Regions from separate parts of the Homo sapiens genome. Here region 1 is linked to region 2. A link is a loop called in an ENCODE intact Hi-C map of the cell type or tissue named here. Cell type or tissue: Panc1. All regions are shown on one strand. Each heading gives the region's core, and the rest is flanking DNA. Links, peaks and the distances in the headings are about the cores only.

Region 1 (2,929 bases), core at 335-2,834, 730 kb after region 2:
TTTAAACCTTTCTAACCATCTATGCACCTGGAGGAAATACCTACATCTGAATCCTTCTGAGGTGCTCCTGTGGAGTTTTATGTATGTCACTCCAAAATAATAGCAATAGTCTACATAATTCAGTGATTTTAAATTCACTAAAGCAAATGCTTGTTAAACAATATTTGCATTTTCTCTCTCTTTTGCTCTCCTCCCTCCCTCTCTGTGGCCACCTCTCTGGGGCTCAAATTTGTCAGCCACAAGACTGACTGAAGTACAAGCAAGTAAAGCAAATGACCACATTCATTGTCCATGACAAACCCAAACCATATTCCATCACATCCCTGTGGTCCGGAGCCTCAAGATCTAGCCTGGAGAAAGCTATTTCAGTGTCATCAAGGGCCATTCCATTCTTGCCCCGGAGGGACATGTGACACCCAGTACACTGCATGGACACAGGCTGGTCTGCCCTAGAAAACTAGATTATTTAAAGGACTCCCCTAAACACCTAAGATAAAAATAGAATAAACAGTCCAACCTTTTTGTGAAACTTCCTTGAGAAACAAAGTGTGTGTGATATTGGATACTGACAAAAAATAATAATTTGCATCTTATTATACTTGACTTAAATATAACATATGGATACTATTTTTTTTTCATCATGGGGACTTTTGAAATAAAACTATTACCTTCCTGAGAAGTACTTGGTAAACTAAATTGCCTAACTTAGCATACAACCACAAAATCAAGGTGTGTTGAATTGAATTAAAATAAGTTTAATGAAATGCCCTTTCCCAACGGAGTTTTCTTCCCTGGCACTTCACCACCTCCTAGCACTCACACTTTCAAGAAGTCTCGTAACAGGGTTCCCTGGTTGTGGTTCTCTTCTCCTGTATCCACACCTCACACTTACACCTCTGTGGACACAATAACATACAAGAGGAGAGCAGAGAAAGGAATAACTTGTTATTGAGATAAGCGTCAGCAAATGATCATTTGGATTACTGCATAATCTATGTCAGACGTAAGCCTGGGATGTCATCACCTGCACTTTGTGGGAAATTGCCATAATTCTCATTTTCACATTTTCACCATGGAAGGAAGTCAGTACAGCAGGCATCACTGGGCTCAGCACATTTAAAACAGCTTACACCTATTTTTCCGTTATGAATTCCTCATATATATATTTGAACATGGAGAGAAAAAATACATATACATTTAAATATATATTTAAGACATATATATACATATGCATATATATACACATGCATATGTATATATACACACACATGCATATATATATATACACACACACCCCATATATATTCTCACCTCATTCATCTACTAGCAACACAGATTGCTTCAGAGATGAGGAAATGAAATGCTATTTTTGGAGAAAAGACTGATCTTTCATACAGATTGTCCAGAAAATGACCCAGCCTGCCACCCATTCAGACCTCAAGGCATCCAAGTGCTGCTTTGTTCCAATGCTTACATCTATTCAAAGTTCATACTCCAAGATTAAATGAGCCTCCCTGAGCCAAAAGAAAAGGCTTCACTGGCATTGCTGCCGATGCCATTCTCCTTGTGTCTGCCGTACAGGAGAGAAAGAATGAACCTAGGCTTTTCAAAACGGGCTGCCCAATTATATTTTTAAAAAGATGTTTTGCTGACATCTAGAGGCATTTGGGTAATAACACTTATTAATAATGATTCTTCCCACTTATAGGGCGTCTTGTGTCGCGTGATCCCTCAGCTCTTTACACACATTAATTAATTACGCATCACAGCACCCCTGTGAGGTAGAGTAGGTAAGCATTATTATGTGCAAAGGATTTATTGATTTTTCAAAGCAATATATAGCTGAGGCACAGAGGGGAAAACCATAGGAGCATGAATTAAGGAAGGAAAAAAAAAAAGACATACAATGAATGTAAAAGAAAACAAATAAAAGTAAAAATTACCCCCACTGTGCTCTTTAGAAAGGAATGATTACTTCACAAGTTCTGAGGGCCTGAACATTAACTAATTTGGTTGTTAGCAACTTACGCAAAGGCACATAGGAAATTGGAGGGAGAGAGTCATCGATAAAATTTCCAAGTCTTCCTTTGCAATCCTATTGACAGTGCTCCCAGCGCTTGGTGCTCTTGCATCCTGGGAAATCTCAGTAGTCACTGAGGAGCTGTGACATCAGGATGGCCCTAAATTTACGATGGAGGCATATTACATGTTTATGGCAGGGGTGGGGATAGGGATGAGATGCGGTTGGGATGTGTAGTAAAGGAGGGGGAGAACTACAGCCAAGTTTCTATGCAAAAATATGTTTGGAGGCTGTGGAATTTAAAGTATGTCACTGAGTACAGCAATATAAATTGACTATCATTTTGAATTCTAGTCTTGTTTTATGGTAGTGGCTCAGCTGCTCTTTTTTAAAGTAGTAACTATGCTAAGTTCTTATTTTAGGCATAGTTCTTATTTATTTTCATGGAGCTAACACTTCTGGGGCTTACTATTTATTTCTAAACTGAAAGGTAATATTCTACTTAAAAAGAAGAGTGTCATAAAATCACTAGCTTGCAGACACCAAGACATGATTAAAAACTCAAGAAACACATTATATTCTTTCTATAAGTTATTGTAATGCTGAGTTTTTATAAGGATAAAAATAAGTTGCCTTTCAAACAACTTCTTTTGCTCAAAACTTTTATATTCATTGGGTTTGAAAAAAATGTGACAAGAAAGCAAAGTGAACATAGATGGGCATACATGGCTCCCAGAGATTTGGAAGTGGCTTATCTTCTAAAGCTGGCACCAAAAAAATAAAATTACAACTTCGCCCTCACCTTCCCATTCACTATTACTCCTCCTCCACATTCTCAGGCCCATCAAAATATAAGTTTATCACCATAAACAATTACACCTTCATTGTGTCTTCATTGAAAATTAAACG
Region 2 (2,929 bases), core at 112-2,611:
GGGGCAATATCTGAGGATGCTGAAGTAAGACAGTTTTTCCTTCCTCTCTTCTTTCCTTTGCCTACTTATAAATCCAGGACTATAAAAAATAACCCTGGACATACTCAATGATCCAAAAATACTGTCTTCTTAACTTCAGAAGGAAAGAAGTAAGACAGCATCATGAGACTGTGGGCAAAGCGTTGAGTACACAGTCTGAAGACCTATATTGGGTTTCCCACCTCCACTTTCTAACCAGGAGTTTATTGCAAATCCCTGGTTTTTAGAAGCCTCCACTTTCCTGACCCCCCGCTAAGTGTTTTGAGACAATGATGATAAGTTAAATTGTTTATGAAGCAATAGTACCACATATATTTACCCACAGATACTATTTTAATAAATTTTCACAATCATTTCCATTTTGTAGTTCAGTGCACTGAACCTCAGGCTATTAAATAGCCTGCCCCACCGCCTAGAATGAGAAAGGCCAGGGTGCAAACTTGGCACAATAATTCTAATTCTTGACTTTTCTAATTTTATTATTTTTGTGCGTTGGGTAGATGGAAAGGGGAAACCCAGGGAGACTGTGTAATGGAAAAAGAAAAGGTGGTACAGTGGGCATCTGCAAAGGAAGATAGTTCATGGAGTGTTAACCCACAGGTGCAAAGGTGAGGGCTAGTGGAAGGAAGGAAGTCAAATAAATTTAGATAATTCATAATTAGATTTTTAGAAGAAAGATGAAAGAAGACATGAAAGTGCTCCTAGTTGACCTTGATTTAATAATGATATTTTTCTGTACATTTTTTAAAAAACAGTCCTGAACATACTTCGAAAATCACCAGCAGAGGGCTTCATGCTGGGTGCATTTGCTTTTAATTATAGACTCCGACATTTACTGAATAATATTCCCTCTATATGAGGCTGAAAAAAAAAGAGGGTATGAATAATTCTTTTCTTTGCTGTTTTAAACTGAAATAAATGCAAATGAAAGAGGAAAGTACGAGTGTTAACTATCTGGGATGTCTCAAGTGCGGTTCCACCTAGGAGAGCATGTGCGTAACCTGAAAAAGAAATATGGACATAAGGCAAGATAAAATAACGAGGAAAATGCATATTTTACTCGTTTAATTTCCTTCAAATCCAGAGTTTGTTTTGCCTTTGTGTTTCCATTTACTGAGTTCTTGCGGGAATAGTTTCCCTACGTCATGTGATTGAGTGATAACGCGAAAGGTAATAGAAAGTAAAAGCAAGAGAGGTAGGTTCAAGTTAGGAAAAATTTTCTCCGTAGCGGCTGAGCTTTTATTGTGCGTTTCTTCGGGCGTTTGAACTTTTTAGATGCTGGAACGATCGTTTCTAAAATTAGTAAATATCATAAGAAGTGAACTTTAAAAATGTTCCTCTCAATACCAGGTTTTCAAGAACGGAAAGAAACCTTTGCCGAAAAAGAAATCAAGGAGACTTGCAGGGTTTGCGTCTATAAAATTCCGACAGAGGGCGCTGTTGCCCGTTCAATGACAGGGAACGGTCCGTGGGAACGGTTTACCTTGCAATGTCTAGGACTTTTCGAATAACGCCCACGTTAAAAAAAATAACTAGGATTTTAATTATGGTTATGTATTTTGAAGGTATTTCTCTATATATATGTGTATATTTTTAGGTTTATGCTTCATTCTTAATAAAACCAGATTTGTTATTTTTCAGGTTTCCTAAAGAACTTAAATTTTAACCAAATATCTCAAGATATTTCCACTTTAAAAAATACCTAATACTAGCATAAAATAAAATTACACATAAAAAGTTTGAAATTATTCATATATAAGGCTATAAAATAGTTATACTAACACAATACCTTATATTATTTTAATTTATGTGTAAAATTATCTCTTGCAGGTTTTGTTTTGTTAAATCTCAGAGTTTATTTATTTTAGACTAGGCAATAATATACCAAAAAGATATTAAAAGGTGTTAAAAGCATTTAGAGAAAAAAAGTGAGATTTTTCCAAATGCATTTTATTTGGGTTGTAATGATCTTTAGGTAATAACAATGACAGAATTATTGATTTGAAAGGGAGAAAACAATTATTTCCATTAATTAAATGTCTTGTGCCTGGAGAATCTGAACTTCCAAGTCTATAATATTTATCTTTCAGATTATTGATCTGGCACTGATTTTAGTTCTAGAAGTCAGGGGGTGTGGAACCCGTTTCAAGTCCCACCACACAATAAGATTAAGAAAAATCCCTTCTCATCTCCTAACTAGCTCTGGAAGCAAAGAAGAAAATCTTTGCTGATGCTCCTAGTGAAAAATCTGTATAGATTGTGTATGATTTAAGGTTAACATTTAAAGGGGAAGAAAGGAATGGAGAGAGAAAGGAAGGAACGAAAAGGGAAATGAAGGAAAGAAAAAAGGAAAACAAAAAGGAGGAAGAGGAGAAAAGGAAAGACGAAACATAAAAAATTCAACCGGAAATAAGGGGTTTATTTCTGAAGTTCCTTCTGAAGCACCTTCTTTGTGTTCTTTTCCTTTGACTTATCTTTAAAAATTAAATTAAAAATCTGCAGAATTGTTTATTCTGCAGTTCATGAAGCTTCTCCTTGGTTTTGATTGAATCGACGTCCAACAAGGTTGTCCGGAGCCCTGTACTCAAACAGCGTCCATCCCTGTTCGCGCAGAGCTGCACACAGCAGTCCTGGATTTAAAGACAATCACCCTTTGCAGATTCACTCTCACCAGGCTTAATAACTTCCACCCCAAATTGCCCCATCCCTCCTCGGTCCCTCCTGGCATTTCTTTTCTGTCCCAGGCGCAGAGATCCTCTTCTGGGCGTCTGTTCCGGCTATGAGAAGCTCTCCGCACCCTGAAAGGGAGTAGAAAAACAGAGGGGATGGGAAAGGGGGAACAGGGGAACAGATGAGTATTCATTTCATGATAAAATTCAGAATCCCTGCG

The links. A loop is a pair of places that touch in the nucleus more often than their neighbours do. Peaks named below come from ENCODE experiments on the same cell type or tissue, not always from the same donor. Only the 100,000 strongest peaks of a DNase experiment are listed, where the experiment ranks them.
Region 1: a loop joins it to region 2, with 7 times the contacts of the local background. A loop is called at or near these places in 23 of 110 quality-filtered maps.

Annotation. Positions count from the first base shown.
Region 1 is chr6:51,540,427-51,543,355 of GRCh38, forward strand. No RefSeq gene overlaps it. Among named protein-coding and RNA genes, the nearest start is that of PKHD1, 550 kb to the right of the region's middle. In Panc1, for the core only: no CTCF peak of the experiment used is centred there; a DNase peak (open chromatin) is centred at 1,643.
Region 2 is chr6:50,814,808-50,817,736 of GRCh38, forward strand. It overlaps LOC124901490 (a long non-coding RNA gene), which reads right to left. Exons shown (of 2, transcript XR_007059923.1): 2 at 2,438-2,837. Among named protein-coding and RNA genes, the nearest start is that of TFAP2B, 2.6 kb to the right of the region's middle. In Panc1, for the core only: CTCF peaks have their summits at 1,451 (motif pointing right) and 1,660; DNase peaks (open chromatin) are centred at 894 and 1,444; H3K4me3 peaks cover 881 bases; H3K27me3 peaks cover 64 bases.